Linked DNA regions of Homo sapiens: region 2 is linked to region 1. A link is a loop called in an ENCODE intact Hi-C map of the cell type or tissue named here. Cell type or tissue: PC-9. All regions are shown on one strand.

Region 1 (8,000 bases):
CACTCAGCCTATAAATGACGTCCATGAAGCAAGGGTCCACGTTCCTGGCAGAATGCTGGATATGTGAGCCACGCCAGGTGCTGTGAGCCCCTCAGAGACCATTGACAATAGAGGGTCAGAGTGCTTTTCCAGCTCCATTGCCAACAACTTGGGATGTAATCTAAACAGATGCTAAATGGATCAATCCTTTGAGGAAATTTGTGTCAGTTTCCAAGTCACTCCTGGTCATCATCCAGGAAAGACCATTTTTATTAAAGTACCCCAGGGCTGCCTGCAGGAACCATTTTCCCTGTCTCACCAGTCAATAATCAGCAGGACTCCCTGCTATTTCAGGGAACAAAGACAGGGTCGCTGTCCCCGAGAGGCTCAGTCCACCCTCCCGCTCTGTCCACCCTCCAGCGGGGTCTGGGCTCCAGAGCGGAGGTTCTCAAGCTTCCGCAGCGTCAAAACCGCTTGGAGGTCCACGACACCCAGTCTGCTGGTGCAGGGGTTCTCATCCAGAAGATCTTGGGTGGCTACAGGAGCCGCATATTTTTCTACCAAGGTCCCCGGGGATGCGGCTCTTGGCCCCAGGACTGGGCCCAGGAGGTCAGAGAGAGTGACCGTCAGGCGCGGCGCCGCGGGGAGACGGCCCGGGCTCAGATCCCAGGGTGGAGGCGGGGGCGAGCGCCCGGCAGAGGGGACGGGGGGCGCCGAGGGGACCTGGCGCGGCCGCCGGGCCTTGGGAGCGCGACGCGGAAGCCGCCGGAGGCCGGAAGCTGGGGCGCCCCCGAGCGGGCGGGCGGCGGACCTGCGGCTCCGGGCGGTTCGGCAGCGCAGCGCGGCGCGGCCGCCTGCAGGCTCCCAGGCTCGGGTCCAGCCGCCACGACCGGCTCGCGTGGCTCCGGGGGAGCGGCCGAGAGTGAAGCGCGGAGAGGGCGCCTCGGAGGCTGCCGGGGCGGCGGGGCGGTTGTCCTCTGTAGAGGGAGCGGAGCTTCCCCCTGCCCCCAAGAGCACCGGCAGCCCCGGCCCCCCGCATCCTGGCATCCCGGGCCCGGCGGCCAGAGCAGGCCCTGCGCCCCCTCGGCTTTCTGGTCCTCGTGCGTCCCCCGGGGCAGAGGCGCGAGGAGGGACGGCCGGCTGAGGCCTGTCACGCCTTCACTCCCGAGTGTCCAGGCGGACGGGGTCCCTGCCTCTCCAACCCCTCCTCTCCCTTGGCTTCCCCCAGGGCACAGAGCGCTCCTCCTTGTCCACAGGAGACACAAGGCTTCAAACGCACACCCCCACACCCCAATCCTCTCCAAACACACTCAGGGCGCTGGCCACTGGTTCTCCTTCCTCCTTCCTTCCTTCCTTCTTCTGTCTTTTTTTTTTTTTTTTTTTTTTTTTGACAGAGTCTTGCTCTGTCGCCCAGGCTGGAGTGCAGTGGCACGATCTCGGCTCACTGCAACCTCCGCCTCCTGGGTTCAAGCGATTCTCTTGCCTCAGTCTCCCGAGTAGCTGGGATTACAGGCATGCGCCACCACGCCCGGCTAATATTTTTGTATTTTTAGTAGAGACGGAGTTTCACCATGTTGGCCAGGCTGCTCTCAAACTCCTGACCTCAAGTGATCCGCCCGCCTTGGCCTCCCAAAGTGCTGAGATTACAGGCGTGAGCCACCTCGCCTGGCCCTTTTTTTCCTTTTTTTTAAGAAAGGAAGATCTCGCCCCTTGCCCAGGCTGGATTCGAACTCCGGGGCTTAAGCGATCCTTCCGCCTCAGCTTCTCCAGCAGCCAGGACTGCAGGTGCGCACCACCATGCCCGGCGTAGCCACCCGTGTTCTATCCCCAGCACAGCTCCTTAGATGGTGACTTTTAACAGCTCACTTCGCCTCCCTGTCCTCAGTTTCTCCTTCTGGAAAGGAACTGGATTGGATGGGGATGGTTTCTGAGGCTCCTTCCAGCTCAGTTGTCCACCTTAAAGGTGTAAGTGGCAGAGGGTGGAGCGGGTCTGGTTCAGGGAGGAGAGCTGGGAGTAAAGGCAGGCCAGGGGCTGCGAGGTGGGTGGAGGAAAGGAAGACAGGAGGGAGGAGAGCGGGGCATGGAGGATAGCTTTGCCAGCCTAGCCCACCAGTCCCGGCCTCTAAGAGCAGGCTGGCAGAGCCCCAAGAGCCTATACCACGGAAGGGCCCCATGGGAATCCCCTCACTCTCTGGGTGCCTGAGTTTGCAGATATCTGTTTGCCAAAGGATGAGGGAAGGAACAGGAAGGAACGTGCCGGCAGGACTGGAAAATCCAGCTGGGCAGGAGATAGCTGTGGCTGCACCTCGCACTGGAGGCTGAAGCTTTGCTTGGCTCTGCCCCTGTGTCACGTGTCAGGTGAGGCTGCTGGACCCCTGGAAGCCCCGCCAAGGGAAGTGACTACCACCAGGCCGCAAGCTCCTGTGCAGAAGTCTAGCAGCCTTTAGCTTTGGGGCCATACACATGTGCTTCCAAGACGGTAGGCAGATGACGTTCAATTTAAATCCACTTTCCTATACGTTTACTCAATGAGTTCAAAGATGCTTTTCATTTACAAGCTTGGCGGCAGCTTCCAACACATTAACCCAAAGGCCTTCATGTTCTCCCCAGCCAACCCCTTTGTCCCTCTGCAGAAAGGGAACCTCCTGCAAAATGTCCAGATGGTTCAGAGAAGTATATATGACAGGCTGGTTGCAAGTGGCAGGAACGCCCCTCTAAGTAGTTTAAAGACATATGTATGGGTGTGTGTGTGTGTGCACGCGTGTGCATGTATATAATTTATTTTTTGCTCAAATAATTTTGGTAAAGGTAATTAACTAAAGGTAAATAACTAACCTTTACCAAGAGCAGGGATGTGGCTGGGCCCAGAATGCAAGACTCTCCGATAGCAGCTCCCAAGCTTAACAAGTTAAAGACACACTGCAGCTTTTCTCCAAAATTCTAGTTAAAAGCTGAGGCCGTCACCAAACAATTGTTGCCAAGAGCTCAGGATGTTGTGGTTGGAGGGGCCTGCGCCAGAGGTCCACTTCTGAACCAATCAGCAGGGCCCGGGGGCTGGGCCATGTTCTGCTTACCTCACAGCTTCCACACCCACAGGGTTTTGGGAACCGGAGGCAGGCGGACAGCCCCAGGAGTCATAATGAGAAGAAATGCTACCTCGGTACAGTGGACGAACGTGCAAACCACACAGAAAGTTTGAAAAAGGTCTACTGGAGGCTCTGCTTTCTGGTAATGGCTCCAAAATACAAAGGGCCTCACACTCCGGCACTGACGAAGTCCATACGGCTCTTAGGCTGACACCCACCAGCCAGTCAATGGGAGAGCTGGGACCAGAGGGCTGACTTGACCTCTTCAGCAGGAGTGTCCAAGGCCTTTGTGGGCGGTGGTGCAGGTTGTGCGTGTGAATAATGAAGGCAATTCATTATTACTCAGAACACAACACCTTGGCGATCTTTAGAAACATGAGAAACAGAGCTTCCAAGGTACCTGCTCACACGCCTCTCTGGAGGTAATCGCTGTGCCGTGGCTCTTAATGAGCCACTCTCCACATGGCCTGAGGCCTGGCACCGTGGGAATTCCCTCTGTCCCTGAGTCATAGGCCTCTGCTACTGAACTGTAAATAGGGACCGGGTCAATGACAGCGGGACAGCTGGCCCAGGGAGCAGGGTTGGGGTGGGGACTGCTGGGAGGCTGCCCTGTTAATCTCTCTCTACCATACAAGGCACTCCTTGGGTGACCCCCGTGACTGTGATGCAGAACAGGGAAGGAGAGTGGGTGTTAACCTTGAGCCTAAGGCTCCTCCTCCACCTGTGGGACTGTAAGCCACCTCTCCTGGGCTGAGGGCTCTGGAAGGAGGCTTGGCTGCTCCTCAGCACTCGGGGAGCGGTTTTTCAGGCACACACACTTGAGCTCCATGACCTCCCAGATTCCCACCGCCCCTGCTTGACTCTTCCCCTGTCTCCCCTTCCTGAAATGACCCCCTCTGAATTCCTTTGACTGTTCTCTGGTTGTCAGTCTCACAGTGACAGGTGTGTAAAGCATGAGGTGACCTTGGGCAAGTTGTTCAACCTCAGTGTTATCACCTGTAGAACGGAGAAAACAAGACTACATACTTTGGAGGTAAGTGTAGGTTCCAATGAAATAACAGAGCTTGAGGGGTCCTATAGGCACATGGGCCTGGAGCCAGACCCCCTGGGTTCAGATCTGTCTTGCCGTGGGTTTTGGGGCAAGTTCCTTTTCTGTGCCTCAGTTTTATCATCTGTAAAGTGAGATGAGAATAATGGTACCTATTTCTTAGGACTCTTGGGAGAGTCAATGAGCAAATACACAGAAAACACCTTGAACAGGACCTGGCGCTAAGTGCTGGGTTGAGAGCTAGCTATTATTGTTGTTGTCAGAGAGCTTAATGTTGTGCTGTGCATACAGGAAGCTCTCAAGAAATGATAACTCAACAAAAGAAAATAAAACAAAACCCGAACCTGCCTCCTTCAATCGGGCCTTGTTTCCTAAATGAGCCTGAGCTCCTGGGTGAGGTGCGGGCATAGCAAGAGTTTCACACAATTTTGATCCTGTATCCGAAAAGCTGCCAGACACTGTGTTTTTCTTACCCTTCTTTTTGGGGGTGGAGTGAGGATGTCACAAACTCCCTTGGGAAACTGATGAAAGCTACAGACCCTCTCCCCAGAAAGGTGCTTGGAAGCAAATATTCACAAGATGTTGCACACAGTTTCAGGGGGTTCCTGGGCTCCCTGGGAGCCAGGGTGAGAAGCTCCATTTTAGATGGTGCACTGTGCCATGTCTCATTTGTTGGTTTGATCCCAACAAAACACAAGCTAGCCCTGCTCCTTTGCTCATCAGTGGGTTGTACCCCAGCTTCCACCCTGGCTCCGGGGACTCTCCTTGATTCCTCTGCCCGGGCCCTCTGGCTCAGTGCCAGCTCCAAGCTACAAAACTTGGCTGGGAGTTGAATGCAGAATTTGTTCAGCGTTTGAAGGCTAAGAAAGAAAAAGGAGGAAAAAAGTAGACTCGACTTAGAAAAAAATCAGACAAAAGAAATCATCCTCCAAGCCAAGTGCTATAATTCATAGGGCTCATATTTGCTGAGTGAGACTAAATGGTATTTATGGCTAAGCGGCCCTGGATTCACCCTGGGTTGAGTGATCCAGGAGTTGCCCAAAGTCTGGTGGAGAGGGCGGGGTGGGCCTGAGGGCTGGAAGACCAGACAACTTGCACAGGGAGACTTTGTTGCTGTTCATAGATGATGTGGTTTTTCCCCTGCTTAATGTTAAGTGTAGTTTCAGAATTTTGTATGTGTTTCTGGGAAGATGATTCCCTCAAGCAATATTACTTGGGGTAGATGGTATACTTAGAATTGGATTATTAGCCATAGGGCCCATTCATTCATACGCTCATTCATTCAAGGTTTATGAGGTGCCTTCTTTGTATGAGAAGCTGTTCTAGGCACTGGGGATACAGTAGTGATTGTGGCAATAATGGTCGCTGTCCTAATTAAGTTTACAGTGTTGGCAGGAGAGACAGAGAACACAAAATAAACAGTAAATATATATTGGATGATATGGTGTGATAAGAAGAAAAATACAGTAGGCTGGGATCTAGAGAAGGTTGGGGGGCACACTTTCAGTGAATGGTCAGGAAAGGCTTCTTCCAGCAGAGGCTGAAGCGGGGAGGGAGGGAGTTCAGCACAGGTCTGAGAAAGGCCCCTGTGAGGAAGGAGGACCAGGCACCAGGTGACCAATCCTGATGGGGCTGGGATAGCCCAGTAGGAGTGATGACCCACAGGGTCAGTTCCCACTGCTGGGGGTTTCTGGATGACGAGGTTGTTGAGCACCCCCATGCTTATGGATACCATGAGAGGAAGCATAGGGGATAGAGGGACAAGCTAAATGACACTAGGAGGAGACAATCAGATAAATCCAGAATGTGGGACATTCTACAAGACGACTAGCCTGATCTCTTCAAAAAAGCCATGTAATGAAAAATAAAAGTGCAGCCATAAAAAAGAATGAAATCATGTCCTCTGCAGCAACCTAGGAGGAGCTGGAAGCCATAATCTTAAGCAAATTAATGTGAACAGAAAACCAAATACTACATGTTCTCACATAAGTGGGAGCTAAACATTGGGTTCTCATGGACATACATAAAGATGGCAACAATAGATACCAGAGACTACTAGAGAGGAGAGGGAGGGAGAAGGGGAAGGGTTGAAAAACTAACTGTTGCATACTGTGTTCACCAGCTGGGTGGCAGGATCATTTATACCCCAAACCTCAGCATTATACAATATGCCCAGGTAACAAGTCTGTACATGTACCCCCTGAATCTAAAATAAAAGTTGAAATTATAAAGAAAAAGAAAAAGATGGGAGAACTGTTCTAGATGAAAAGAAACATACAACCAAATGAGATGTATTTTCCTTGAGCAACCCCTGGTTTGAACAGGCAAACCAGAAAAGACATTTTAGGGACATTTGGAGGAATTCAAATATAGACTTCATTTCAAATGGGAGTCAGAAATTATGTTTAACTGTCTTAGGTGTGATAACAGTGGTGAGGTTAGATATGGAAAATCATCCCTTTATTTTGGATATGGTGTTGGTGTGTGTGGGTGACATGGGAGAATGTCCATAATTTATTCTAAAAAATTTCAGTAAAATAAACAAGTAAATAAAATCTAAGATATTTGAAGTTAGGGATGGCTCGAGGGAGGAAGATGAGATACCCTAAAGGACACCACTCACCTTCCTGGGCTTGGCCAGGTACCAGATGCTTGACAAACCCAAGGGTGAACACTCTCTGTGAGTTTGGGATGGAACACACAAGCACCTGGCACATAGTACGTGCTTATTAGAAGTTGAATGAATGGATGGATGGATAGTCTTTGTTGGGATTTACTTCCCAGGATGGGCCCTGGCTGATCACTCCCTTTGCACGTGTTCACATCCCACCCATCTTGCAGGCCACCGCAAGACAATTAAAAACATGGGCCCATCATAAGACAATTAAAAATGTGGACAGGTTGCCAAGGGTCACCTTTTATGGACATGCCTATGAGATCCCTCTGAGGTCTCTTTGGGTGATTCTGGGCCACATGGCCGTCTCCCCAAACTGAGCCCCTTCCCAGCCTCCTGACAGGGCTTACTTCTGTAGCCTCATCATTAAGTCAAGAGTAGGTTGCTCATAATCATTTGATAGTGAACAGCTGACCTGACGGTCCCTAATTAGTTCATTGAATCAGGTGCTGCATATTAAATACCCTAATGCCCTAAAAAGCTCCCAACCCAGGCAGTATACAATGTAGATACTCACTAAGATCTTGGTGCCCTAAACAATAACTAACATTTATTGAGCACTGACTATTTCCAAGCATTATGCTAAGTGGTTGTCGATGTTGCAGTCATACCCTATGGAGATTCATGTGCTAAGGGTTTAGTGCTCTGGTCTGAATGTTTGTGTCTCCCTCAAAATTTATATGTTGAAACCAAATCCCCAATGTGGTGGTGTTAAGAGTTGGGGCACCTGGGAGGTGTTAGGCCACGAGGGCAGAGCCCTTGTGAGTGGGATTAGTGCTCCTATAAAAGGGGCCTGGGCGCTTACTTATCTCTCCCTCCAGGTGAGGACGCTGTAGGAAGTCATCTGCGAAGCGGAGAGTGCACCTTTACCAGACGCGGAGTCTGCTGGCGCCTTGATCTCGGACTTTGCAGCTTCCAGAACCGTAAGCAACACATTTCTGTTGTTTATAAATCATCCAGTCTAATGTATTTTGTTATAGCAGTCCAAACAGACGAAGACAATGAGTTATCTCTAACTCCCCTAAGCAGGCTGTTTTGGTATTTTTTACTTTAATTCCTAGCCACATTTTACATACTGGTCTATGGTCTCACAACAGAAGTGGCGGTGCCCTCATTTGAACTCTGGTTGCCACTTTTCTGCCTCTTTTCCAGGAGTGATGCACAGGCCACCTCTTCTGTGACCTCGAGGGCTCAGGATTCCTCATGTCCTGAG
Region 2 (8,000 bases), 170 kb before region 1:
CACTTGGGAAAAGCTCAGACCTTCACCTACTAACAGGCCTCTCCCCCAAGCATTTCGTGAGTGTAGTCAACTTTTCTGAAAGTGGAAGTTCCACTGGGAAGGGCCCATGTTGAAGCCTACTGCCTTTTGTCATCTGACTAGTTCTCCTCATTTGCCTTCCTTTCCCCCTTCCCCTAAGACCAGAACGAATCTCTCTACTTGTAGGTAAGCCATTTAGTGTCCACTTTTGGTAGCAGAAACAAGCTGTTGGGGTCACCCTCCATCCCAGTGGTTTATCAAAGTATCCCTCCCAAACACACACCAAGCTCTCCCTAAGCATTGTGGTGAATAACAATGTCTGCATTACATTTCCCCTCCCAGCCCTGGACTTAGAGATGGGGGAAGCAAGGAAGATCCTGCTCCCTCTGCCCAGGACTGTAGGCTTCCCGTGACAGTCCCCCTGAGCAGTGGTTCTCCAAGTAGGACCCTGGGACCAGCAGCTTGGCATCACCGGGGAACTTGTGAGAGGTGCAGATTCTCAGACTCCACACCAGACCCACTGAATCTGGATCTCTGTGGTGGGACCCCACAATATGTTTGAACAAGCCCTCCAGGTGGGTCTCATGCACACTCCAATTTGAGAAACATTATCTTAGGACTCCTGATCCTCTTGCTCTCCTAGGAGGAAACAGGTCCACTTCCCTCCCATCACAATGAGACTGAGGTTTCTCCCATGTAGTTGTGTTTTGTCACTTTCGATTAGGTGCTGTGGTCCACCTTGCTAGCCCATGCCCTCTGTCTTGGGCCATAAATCAAACTTTTTCATCATCTCTCATGAGAAGCTGGTTATCCACCAAAGCTCAGTAGGAAAGAAGCTTAGAATATTGGCCCTCCCAGGGAGTACTGTTGTGTTAAGAGGACAAGAAAACTAAACGTGTAACCTCACGCTTTGGGTAGAGGAAGGACTTAGGGGAGGCAACATGATTTCCTCACACTTTGGAAGCCACCTCATTGGGAGGATTCCCTTATTACTAGGAAGGGGGACAGGATCCATGATGCTTCATGCTGAAGTCAGACTTCCATTAACCATAACCTTCTGGAACACAGGGCTGGAGTGGGAAGCAGAGGCCGATCACATAGGGCCTTAAAAGCCATTTCTAGAAGCTGGACTTGGGGAGAGCCATGGTAGGCTTTCAGGCATAGAAAAGATATGCTCAGATTTGAATGTGGGAGATGGCTCTTCCTTGCAAAGAATGGATTGGAAAGGGGTTGGGTGAGGTCAGAGACAGTGAATGCTTGGAAACCAATTTGAGGAACAGGTGAGAGGAATTCAACAGTAGCTAGATTTAGGGCATTGGCAGTGGTAATGGGGAGAAGGAAACAGACTCTAGAGATGTTTAATGTGGTGGGAGAAGGAGAAAGAACACCCATATATGACACTTATGATGTGCTAGGCACAATCACAAGCACTGGACATTGAAAACTTACAATGACAACCTTGTGAGGTCTGTACTATTTTTTAAAATTATTATTTTAAAGACAATAAAGACAAGGTCTTGCTACGTTGGCCAGGCTGGTCTCGAACTCCTGGGTTCAAGCGATCCTCCCACCTCAGCTTCCCAAAGTGCTGGGGATTACAGGCATGAGCCACTGCACCAGGCCCAGTCTGAACTATTATAATCCTCATTCTACAGATGAGGAAACTGAGATGCAGAGGAGCTAAATAACATGCCCAAATAATTTCTGATTGAGTGAAGGTAAGAGAGAGAGGGAAGACAGTCAAGAAGGGCGCTTTGGTTTCCTACATCAGTACTGGGTGGATACAGTACTATTTCTTGAGATCGGGAATTGGGGAGGAGAAACAGGATTTTCAGATAGGGAGATAATGAGTTCTCCCTTGGACTTGCTGGGTTCTGGAGGTAGAAATATCCAGTCATAAATCCTTACTGTTCTCTTTTAAAGAAGCCAGCATAATGCAATTTAAACATTTTTATCAGAGATTGTTATGATGAAAAAATATTCAGTTGTTCTGAGGTGGGTGAGCTTCAGTGATGTAGAGTTACCAGTGTAGATTATTTTTAGGGCTCTGGGGCTTGGCTGAGCTTTGGGATTTTTATCCCTGAATCATGAAAGATAAAGCCATTGTCTTTTCATGAGTAACCACCACCTCAGAGTATTTAATTGTCTTGTTTTGCATGTAAAGCCACTTCTTTGGAAAAAGGATTCTTCACCCAAGAGATCAGAATGAATCAAGTAAATACGTATTTAGACAGTTTCTAAAAATCTGTAGTTTAACCCAAGAGACCAGAAAGGTTCCTGTCTCCTGGTAAACAACAATTAAATGGTATATTAAAATGTATATTATGTATCTGATTGGTCCACAGGGTAATTAGGCATTTTAGGAATATTTTTAAGCATGTGTTCTATATCTCTCAGCACTGTTTCAATCCATCAAGTAACTGAATACTTAGAACATGTGTTCCGCATAGTAAGAGTCATTTTATAAATTCCCATTAAAGGGAACTAAACTAAAAGGCATCAGCTGCAGCCCATTTTTCAGAAGTGTTTATGCTGACCAAATGTAGACAAAGGAAAACAAAATTATAGAGATAAATTGTCCACCATGGAGTCTCACTCCCTGGCTTGGTAATAGCTGAGGGGTGACCCTAGACTGTGAGGAGCAAACTTTGGGGGTTTCTTGGGCACCTTCTGTAGTTAGGCTACAAGATGTGTTGTGGTGGAGGGGAAGGGTGTTATAGCATAGGTGCAGGTTATAGCCCCAAGGGAAAAGTTCACACTTCCCTGAAGAGAATGAAAAGCAGGTGTTCTCTTGGCTGGTTGGCCACTGGAAAGGAATGAGCCAAGGTCCAGTTCTCTCTGATGTGTTGTGTTGGCCAAGAAGTTGGAGCAGAGGTGAGAGGTGAGTTGGGTACTCATGGGGGCCATAACAAAAGGAGGTGCAGGGGCCGGGCGCAGCGGCTTATGCCTGTAATCCCAGCACTTTGGAAGGCTGAGGTGGGTGGATCACTTGAGGTCAGGAGTTTGAGACCAGCCTGGCCAACATGGCGAAACCCCGTCTCTACTAAAAATACAAAAAATTAGCTGGGTGTGGTGGCACGCGCCTGTAATCCCAGCTACTTAGAAGGCTGAGGCAGGAGAATTGCTTGAACCTGGAAGGTGGAGGTTGCAGTGAGCTGAAATTGCACCACTGCACTACACAGCCTGAGCAACAAAGCAAGACTCCATCTCAAAAAAAAAAAAAAAAAAGAAAAGAAAAATGGAGGGGCAGGACCTTCCTAACAAAACTCAGAGGGCATGTAGCTATGGCCCTGAGGCCAAGGGGTTCTCCTGGCTCCCTGTGTGTGCTAACAACACCTGCTAAGGCCTACGAGCTCTCTTAGCCTCAAATTGTTCTGAAGGAGGCAGCAACATACAAGGCACTCTATTTTCCCTAATATGTCAGCCTATCCTTTGTATTCATAAAGTGCTGTTTGCATATTAACTCTTTCAGGCTGTAAGGAAACAAGGATTCACTGAGCATGCCATTTTCCTAGTCTGAGAGTCTCTCTGAGGCCTTGGCCATTAAGTAGAAGGAACTAAAGCTTCTTCTAGGCCAGGCACGGTGGCTCAAACCTGTAATCCCAGCACTTTGGGAGGCAGAGGCTGGCGGATCACCTGAGGTTAGGAGTTCGAGACCAGCCTGGCCAACATGGTGAAACCCTGCCTCTCCTAAAAATAAAATGAGCCAGGCATGGTGGCTTGCGCCTGTAATCCCAGCTACTCAGGAGGCTGAGGCAGGAGAATTACCTGAACCCTTGAGGCGGAGGTTGCAGTGAGCCGAGATCATGCCACTGCATGCCAGCCTGGGCAACAGAGCGAGACTCCGTCTCAAAAACAAACAAACAAAAAAAAGCTTCTTCTAAACTAAATGGACTTGGTGGAAAAGGGAGGTTTGCAGCATTCTGAGCCAGAGTGGTAGCCACTGTATCTTAAAGGTCAGAAGAGCCACACAGGAGAGAAAAGGAGCTTAAGAACTTCAGATCTCACTCGGAAGAACTGTGGAGTAGGCAAGTGAAAAAATAAAGTGATTCACCAAAGATTAAGTACAGCAGGCAAACATGAGAGAGAAGAAAAGGAAAGTCAGCAAACAGGAAAGTGATTAATAGAGAGGAGCTGAGAGGAAGTAATAATTGGATGAGAATTTTTGAAAAAGGGAGGAAAGGGCCGGGCATGGTGGCTCACGCCTGTAATCTCAGCACTTTGGGAGGCCGAGGCAGATGGATCACCTGAGGTCGGGAGTTCGAGACCAGCCTGACCAACATGGAGAAACCCCTTCTCTATTAAAGATACAAAATTAGCCGCGCATGGTGGTGCATGCCTGTAATCCCAGCTACTCAGAAGGCTGAGGCAGGAGAATCGCTTGAATCCGAGAGGCGGAGGTTGCAGTGAGCCAAGATCACGCCATTGCACTCCAGCCTGGGAAACAAGAGAGAAACTCCATCTCAAAAGAAAAAAAAAAGAAAAAGAAAAAGGGAGGAAAGGAAAAGTAAAACTTTCAGAGGAAAAGGCAACCAATGTCAAAGTATGGGTTTCGTGGGATTAATCAATGATTTCCTCACTGCAGAGAATTTTTCCTCCATATATAAAGAGGAGAATTCACTCTCCTAGAAAAGATGGCAGCACCCCTCTTGTTTTATCTGTGGCATTAGGACAGCTCACAGCACTGGCTCCTATCTGGAAACTGGAGAATTCTTTTGATGTTATTTTTGGACGCAGTCCTAATCAGTTTTAAAGTATGACACAGAAGCATTCTTCCAATGTTTAATGTCTAAAGTCATTGATGCTGCTGGATGAGGAAGGAAATAAACTGCGTAAAATACCTGAGTGGGTCTTGGCACGGTCTTGTGGCCTTAAGAAATGACTGTGACCTCAGAATCTATATCAGATAAGGCTGCCAAGAGAGCTTTAGAATGGGTCACATATTTATTACCAGCAATGCTGAGGCTGCACTGGATGAGGGCTGCCCAACTTCATTCTCAAATCGTCATCATTCAGTGAACACATCCTGTGTATAAGCATTGCCATGGATACTTTGCATTTACCGTGCCCTGATTTTGACAACCACCTTGCAAGGTAGGGTCATATCTGTTTCATTTCACAAAGGGGGAAATCTGGCATGACTGTGGCCTCAGGAGTGCCTTTACACTTCAGTGCTGCCTGCATAGCCACCTAGGAGTGGTATCCTTGCTGAAATGTTTTGTTGCTATTTTTTCACAAGTAAATCAAAGAAGCCACTTGCTGAACTGTTTTATGTGCTCATTCTTTACAGGACACCAGCTTGTCTTCAATCCAGACTCTATTTCTCTCACGGTCAGTAAGTCGTGGGTTAATAGGAGAAAAAAAAGAGCCCTGAAAGGTTAGGTCCAGGACTCTGGACAGACAGTTCAATCACCAACATCCACTTGGTCATCTGCAACATGTCTGACATCTGCTAGGTGTGTTTTAAGGGATATGAGGGAATTTGTATGACAAAGGGGCTTATGGCTTTATTCAGAAAAGAGTCAGTCAGTCAACTGAAAAATCAGTCAGTTGATCAACAGCTGTTTATTGAGCATTTGTTCAACTATGTGCTGGTTAAGGCCTGTTCTAGGCTCTGAGATACAGCCATGAACAAAACAGACAAAAATCTCTGCCCTCAGGGAGTTTATAGTCTCATAGGACAGAGAGAAAAATCACTAAAATATACAGCATGTTAGTGATAGGGTAAAGAGAAATGTAAAGACAGAAAAGAGAATAAGAATGGAAGGTGTCCACATGTAAATTGTGATGTAGTAACATATTTGCTTCTTTACTAAAACATCAATTAACATGATCTAATGGTGGGTCTAATAACTACAATCTTTGAAATCCCCTCCTTTTACTTCTCTGACACCACTCACTACTGGTTCTCCTAAGTAATAGACATTCTTTTTTCACCTCTGAGAGACTTTAAGCTCTCTTTATGAGGTTATTCTGAACTACGCTGGTGATCCCCTACCACTCTTCATCCATTTGAAAAATATAAAGACCTTTTACTTGATACAGGGCCACATACAGAGCTTCTCTAACTGGAGTCTCCATGTAACTCCAGAGGCTGTTTTGCTGGGTGCTAAGAGTTGAGGAGGGAAGTCAAACTTAGGAGGTCTTAGAAGCCTTCCCAGTTTACCCTCTCTACTACAAGTCTTCCCTCCTGTGTTATCGCTCAAGTTGCAATAATAAAATTCTGTAGACTGGGTGGCTTACACAACATTCTAGAGGTTGCAAGTCTGAGATCAGGGCGCCAGCATGGCCAGTTTTGGGTGAGGACTGTTTCAGGCTGGTAGGCATGCACACACATGACCCTTTCTTTGTGCCTGCTTGGAGAGAGACAGAGAGACAGAGAGACAGAGATAGAGAGCTCTGGTCTCATCTTATAAAGGCACATATCCCATCCTTAGGGCTCCACGGTCATGGTCTAATTACCTTCCAAAGGTATCATCTCCAAATACCTTCACATTGGGAGTTAAGGCTTCAATATATGAATTTTGGGAGGATGTAAACATTCAATCCATAACATCTCCCAAACACACCATTCTATATCTCAGCCCCTTGTTGGCTTTCTTCATAACACACTGTTACTTGTCCTTGTTTTCTCAGTTTACTTGGTTTGTGTCCATCTCCCCAGCTAGGATAACAGCTCAATGAGGACAGACACAGTTTCTCTTATTGTGATGTCTTCATCTCCCAGGACACAACATGTGGCATATGATAGAGGCTCAGTAACACTTACTTAATGGATTTAAAGATGAATGAATGAATGAATGATTTCCCATAGTCCTCACTCGCATCATAGGTTAAGGAACTTACCAGGTCTGGGCTTTTGTCCCCATGTCTGTTCTCACGGCGGAATGTAGATCTGCTGCAATGTCGGCCTAACACTGGCCACAGTCTCGCCATTTCCATTTTCCCTTGCTCCTCATCATCCATCTTAATGCTATTGCTCTTGGTTTCACATGGTTTTAGTCCACACCATATGATAACTCACATTTGTTTAAATCCAGTGTCTTTTGTGTGCTCATGACACATTTCCAAATTCCTGAAAATTTGGTTGTGCACTGGAAGAGACTGAAAGATTCAAAACAGGACTAAATAAGTGAGAAGTAATTACAAAGCAACATCTCACATTAACTATAAAAGTGTCTACAGTTTTCTCGGGGGTATCACCAGCTTATTTCCCTGGCCATACATTTACATGCATCTACCCATATTCTAGTATTAGGTGTAACTCCTTTAGTATTTAATGTATTGGCAGCAAGCTGTACACAGCTCTACACCCGGTGGCACTACCCCCTGGCTAACGTCATTGTAGTGACTGTATGTTACTGTGCAGTAAAAACACATTTCACAGATTATGCTAAATTTGTTTGCCCACCTGTTTAGGATTTGCAGGCCACCACTTGCACACCGCTGTACTAGCCTATTGACTGTCTGTCTTCCCATGCTCAATGTGAACCAAACAGGAGAGCCACGGTTGACATACATGGGTGCTGTTTCCTCTATTGAATTTGTATCTGTATATAAAGTGAGGGTATGTAATTCTCTGTAGATGCAGCCAGGGTTTTGGCTTCTTCTATTGAGTATTTTTCTTTTTACAAATTGAAGGTTTGTGGCAACCTTATCTTCAGCAAGTCTATCAGTGCCATTTTCCCAACAGGGTGTGCTCCCTTTGTGTCTTTGTGTCACATACTGGCAATTCTCACAGTATTTCAAATGTTTTGTAGTTACTCTATTTGTTATAGTGATCTACCCCACTGACCAGACATTCCCCTGTCTCTCTCTCTCTCTCTCTCTCTTTCTCCTGCCTTGGGTCTCCCTATTCTCTGAGACACAACAATATTAAAATCAGGCCAATTAGTAACCCTGCAATGGCCTCAAAGTGTTCAAGCGAAAGAAAGAGTCACATATCTCTCCCTTTAAATAAAAAGCTAAAAATGAATAAACTT

The links. Hi-C counts contacts between places; a loop is a spot of excess contacts. Peaks named below come from ENCODE experiments on the same cell type or tissue, not always from the same donor. Only the 100,000 strongest peaks of a DNase experiment are listed, where the experiment ranks them.
Region 2: it touches region 1 in a loop (7-fold over the local background); 5 of 110 quality-filtered maps call a loop at or near these places.

The regions. Positions count from the first base shown.
Region 1 is chr2:64,602,235-64,610,234 of GRCh38, reverse strand. It overlaps LINC02579 (long intergenic non-protein coding RNA 2579), which reads right to left and starts at 2,923. Exons shown (of 4, transcript NR_034023.1): 1 at 2,815-2,923. LOC105374773 (a long non-coding RNA gene) reads left to right here and starts at 2,996. Exons shown (of 7, transcript XR_007086343.1): 1 at 2,996-3,207; 2 at 3,994-4,098; 3 at 7,609-7,710. RefSeq lists a silencer at 498-1,177 and enhancers at 1,687-2,186, 2,187-2,688, 3,406-3,455, 2,971-4,170. In PC-9, a CTCF peak has its summit at 430; DNase peaks (open chromatin) are centred at 2,244, 3,534 and 5,090; H3K4me3 peaks cover 2,450 bases; H3K27ac peaks cover 3,619 bases.
Region 2 is chr2:64,776,335-64,784,334 of GRCh38, reverse strand. It overlaps LOC105374776 (a long non-coding RNA gene), which reads right to left and starts at 7,122. Exons shown (of 3, transcript XR_002959393.2): 1 at 6,865-7,122. In PC-9, no CTCF peak of the experiment used is centred here; DNase peaks (open chromatin) are centred at 4,074 and 4,854; H3K4me3 peaks cover 105 bases; H3K27ac peaks cover 3,975 bases.